Linked DNA regions of Homo sapiens: region 2 is linked to region 1. A link is an interaction called in ENCODE POLR2A ChIA-PET data of the cell type or tissue named here. Cell type or tissue: Panc1. All regions are shown on one strand.

Evidence for each region. Peaks named below come from ENCODE experiments on the same cell type or tissue, not always from the same donor. Only the 100,000 strongest peaks of a DNase experiment are listed, where the experiment ranks them.
Region 2: POLR2A ChIA-PET joins it to region 1 with 5 read pairs; 2 of 35 experiments call an interaction of 5 or more read pairs at or near these places.

Annotation. Positions count from the first base shown.
Region 1 is chrX:102,899,644-102,902,143 of GRCh38, forward strand. It overlaps ARMCX5-GPRASP2 (ARMCX5-GPRASP2 readthrough), which reads left to right. Exons shown (of 19, transcript NR_146584.3): 16 at 1,107-1,189; 17 at 1,380-1,490; 18 at 1,988-2,128. LINC00630 (long intergenic non-protein coding RNA 630) reads left to right here. Exons shown (of 12, transcript NR_146589.1): 7 at 1,107-1,189; 8 at 1,380-1,490; 9 at 1,988-2,128. Among named protein-coding and RNA genes, the nearest start is that of RAB40AL, 36 kb to the right of the region's middle. In Panc1, CTCF peaks have their summits at 522, 725, 1,109 (motif pointing left) and 1,312; DNase peaks (open chromatin) are centred at 488 and 1,038.
Region 2 is chrX:102,627,601-102,630,100 of GRCh38, forward strand. The region is part of intron 4 of ARMCX5-GPRASP2 (ARMCX5-GPRASP2 readthrough); the gene reads left to right. Among named protein-coding and RNA genes, the nearest start is that of GPRASP1, 23 kb to the right of the region's middle. In Panc1, no CTCF peak of the experiment used is centred here; no DNase peak of the experiment used is centred here.

The DNA.
Region 1 (2,500 bases):
CAATTCATATATGTGTTTTTATATATTGTTTTACATTTTATATTCAGGAAAAAGTATTTTGATGAAATATTAAAAACAATATGCTGTGAACATATTGACAAGAGTATGGTACACATATATTCCTTACTTCAGGCATTCATTTATTCAATTTCCTGGGGAAATAAAGTAGATTTTTAAAAAATGAATTGACTCACACGCAAGTGTGTGTGTGTGTGTGTTCTAGCTCCTCTAGCTCTACCACCTCAAATACAGTTCACAATTGCAGCATTATCCCCAGTTCAGACTGATGCTGTACTTCCAATATCAGATTTAGATATCCCCGAAAACGTACTTTTTTATAACCCAGAAAAATGATGGATACAGAGGGATTCCTGTAGGTACGTAAAAAATTCCAGAAAACTGGCTGATCACATTAATCAACCTCCCAACCTCCATCCCTCCCTTTCCCCTGCTGAACTCACCAGTCAGCTCTCAGAGTTGCAATCCTGGCTCTGGCCACTAGGAGACATCGCAGCCATCTTCACATTTGTTCTTTTTTAAGGAAAAGGAGTACATCTAACAAACAGTAACAGATGTTATAACATGGTTTGTTCACTGAAATACCAGTTGTTTGGAGTATTCGCGTGTATATTAAAGCAGTTCCATTTGCTGTCGTCCCCAAATCTACATCGCATTCATTGATTCATCTCTTCCCTTCTCTGTTGGTAGAGGTTTCCACATTGTAGGAGGGTCCCTTCCAGAGAGCAGGGCGTTCGTTCACTCTCCATTACCCCACCCCTGTATAGGCTTCCTGGTCCTTCTACCACTGCCTCCCACTCATCCCCTCTCCAGGGGCACAGCTGCCCAGACCTGCCCCTTGTGCCGTCATCCTCTCTCAGTCACCTCTCACCTGCCCTGATGCTCACTTAAGATTCTGTCTTCCAGCAACAGCCAAGGAGTGTTAGACCTACCTGGTGTTTCATCCTATGGATGCCCCACAGTATATGTATTTGCAGTCTTCTTTTACACTTACCAGTTTTTTTTTCCTTTGACAGAATTAGAATGAATCATTCTGCACTTAGGCTTATAAGCTGTGGTTTAAGAGAAGTATTTTTTGCTCCTTGCAGACACGTCTTTGCAGAAGAGTTCTATAATGGTGGTACAATGGTGCCCCCTCGTGACAGAAGCTTGAACTACAGCTTGAACATCGGTGAGCAGGAAGGTGGGAGGGAGGGGCTCTGGCCCATGCACACCCTATAGAGCGTTCTGAAACTCTGGGTTGAAAAGGAGACATTCCAGGTTAAAGGGATATAGAAGGCCAATAGATATTCCAGCCTCTTTATATGCTGAATAGAGAGCTGTATGTGAGAATAACAGAAAAATCATTTTAATTTCTGTAGAGATGAAAATATACTGTCTACGTTGTTCAACACAATAGCTAATGGCAACTGTGGCAGTTGAACACCCGAAACGTGATGAATGTGACTGAGGAACTGAACTTTTAGTTTCATGTAAGTTTAATCAACTTAAATTTAAATGGCTATATGTGGACAATGCCTACTATATTGGACAGCAGTGGCTCAACACATTTTTCTGTACCTTTCTTTCTTCACTTAACAATTTATGCTGGAAATCATTACAAAGGAGTAGAAGGGGGAATTCTCATTGCTTATTTTACCTCCATAGAACTCTGGGATGTAGATGTACCTTAGATTATTCAATCAATTCCTTATTGGTGGACATCTGTCTCATTTCTAGTCTTGTCCTGTTACAAATTGTTCTACCATGAATTGCCTTGTGTTTATGCCTTTTGTCTTTTTAAATTTTATCTTTGGGGGTACATTCTTAGAAGAGAGATTGCTGGCCCCGGAAGAAAATATCTGTGCTGCATAAAATAAAAGATTTGAAACGAGAGGATCTGGAAACATGGCGACAAGCAGTGAATGTTGGTTCTATCTCATTATTCTTTTGATTCCATGTACTTTCTGGTCTCCTATTTTCATTCTAGTGTGACATGATGAATGAATTTATTGAGCCCCAGGAAGAAGGAAAATTAAAGAAGAGCAAAGAATAATAGCTGGACAGAAGATGGGGGTCATTGAACCTATATCCTAGTTGCCAGACCAGTAAACTGACCATGGGACCTGGGGTGAGTCCTGTTCTTTTTTTGGCCTCTAGTCTACCACAGAAGGACATTTAATATAGGAACAGTGGTTAGCTGTGTGGGCTTTGGGGTGAGAAGGACTTGGATTTGAGTCTGGGAACTATTCACTTGATGGTTGCATAATCTGGAGCAAATAATTTATTATGTATCCTATAATTGTTGGCATTTTTATTATTGTTTATTTTATTTTATTATTATTACACCATTCATCCAAAGGGTGAATGATAGGAGTCAGGATTACACTGTCGGGTATTGCAATGTTCCGTGAAACTTTGCTTTTATAACTGATGGAGTCTGACATACAGATTAAAGGATGTCTATAGAAAGCTCATGAACAGACCCATATATATATTACAT
Region 2 (2,500 bases), 270 kb before region 1:
CCTGTCTTCCTACTAGAAACATGAGGGGATTTTATTTATTTTTATTTTTATTTTTATTATTTTTTTTACCAGTCTTTATATTGAGAACCTGTCAGGGCTCCTGGAGGCAAAACTCACAAAGATTTGGGAGCCTCTCTGAGAGGAACCTCCAGATATTTTAACTGTAAAGCTAGTCCACATTGAGCCTTCCACTACTGGGTCTAGCAGTGGGCGTCTGCTCCTGAGATTCTGATGTCAGTAAGCTGTGGTTTTCAGTAACCACATTTTTTCTCAATTTTGGGGGCAGTGGCTTGTCCTGTGACCTCAATTCTCTGATGGATCTAAGAAGAGCTGTTAATTTTCAGTTTGTTCAGCTTTTTTCTTATACTAACAATGAGAGTAATGACTTCCAATCACTTTACATTTCAGACTGGAAATCAGAAGTCTCTGTTGTATTGATTTTTTGAGTTCTCATTTATGTGACTGAACATTTCTTGTTAGAAGTAATCTTACTTATAAGTTCCTTAACCATAGTGCCATGTAGGAGCCATAATGTCATCCTTAGAAAAAACAAGTTTGAGAACAGCTTTCTTTCTTTGTATTCCTTATCAATGAAAGGTATAACAGAAGCACTGCCCAATATAATTTTAGCTCTTATATTTATGCCTTTCATATATTCGGAGTTAATTTTTATATATGGCATGAGGTAGGAGTCCAAGTTCATTCTTTGACATGTAGCTTTCTAGTTGTTCCAGCCATATTTTTTGAAGATATTCTTTCACATTTTATGGTCTTGGCACCATTGTTGAACTTCAGTTGTCTATAGATGTGTTTATTTCTGGCCATTCAATTCCATTCCATTAATCTACATATCTGTCCTTATGTCTGTACCTCCCTGTTTTGATTATTGTAGCTTTGTAGTATGTTTTAAAATTGGGAATTGTGAGTTCTCCAACTTTTTTTTTTTCAAGATTGTTTTGGCTATTTGAAGCCCCTTGCAATTCTATATGAATTTTAATATCTGCTTTTCCATTTCTGCAAAAAGGGGCTTTGTAATTTTGATAGTGATGACACTTGTCCTTGAAGCTTTAAGCAAGAACTATATAGCCTCTGTTCAGTTTGATTGTGAGGCTTTTTTAAATTTAGCAGGTTACATTGTGAATGATGTAATTTCATAGGCAAAGTCCATTTTTGCCATGTAAGGTAACATATTCGCAGATTCCAGGGATTAGAAAATTGACATGTTGTGGGGGCTGATACATTATTTAGTCTACTGTACTACTTACAGTAAAGGCAGTGGTCATAGAATCAAGCAAGTTATATATGGGTAAATAAATGTGGTAAAATAGGCTATCCATATTTTGCAGAAGCTGAAATTCCAGTGATAAACACAAGGTAGAGACTTTTAAAATTTTACTACTTTCATAGACTCTGTGTATCAGCGGTTTGCAACCACCATATGTGTTAGTTGGAAATAATTCATCATTATTAATCCTTGTGGGGAGAAATTCTGTTAATTAGATGTTTGGGAAATGCTATTATAGTTTGCTGTACAAAGAATACTAGCAGTTATCTCTTACAAAACATTGATAATAATATATTTATTTTCCCATACCTACTTAAAAATTACAAATAGCATTTTCCTAGAATAAAGGGTCTAGGAAGGACACAGGAAAAGAGGGGGCTATTGCTACTTTTCAAAAGACTCAGTAGACATTAGGGAACATATTTAAGCAGTCAGTATATTTGTAGAAAGCTTGTTGAGTTTTTTTTCTATCCATTTTGTTTCTGTATGCCAGTTTTATCACAAAATAATACTTATGAGTTCACCTTTCCTTTCTGAGCAATAAACAAGCTTAAGGTATCTAAGCCTTGAAAATTGGCCTTGGTACTATTCTCTAAATTTGAAGTAATGTCTTTGTTCTTCAACAAGGTCTTACCAGCTATTGTCTTATAGCCTTAGGATTTGGGGCACACAGCAGCAAGTTTAGGGCTGAGTGAGTACGGACTGACTTTGTGATATGCTCAGTATCAATATACCCAGCAATTTCCCAAGTAATTCCCTAAAGAACAGTTCTAGTATACCTTCCTACTCCTAAAAATCAGACTGCTTTTCCTATTTTCCTGTTGTTGTAACAAATTACCATAAATTTGATTGCTTAAAACAACATATATTTATTATGTTACTATTCTAGATGCCAGAAGTTCAAATTTAGTCTTGCTGGGTTTAAGTGAAGGTGTTAGCAGGGCTGGCTCCTTCTGGAGGCTGTGAGAGGAGAATCCGTTTTCTTGCCTTTTTTTCAGCTTCTGCCTGTGTTCCTTGGCTTATAATCTCTTTCTCACATCATTTCAGCCTTTAATTTTATTGTCCCACCTCTTTCTGTCTTTGACCTTCTTGCCTCCCTCTTTTAATGACTCTGCTTATGTTGGGACTAACTGCATAATCAAGGATAGCCTTCCCATCTCAAGATCCTTAACTTAATTATATGAGCAGAGTCCCTTTTTGCCATGTAAGGTAACA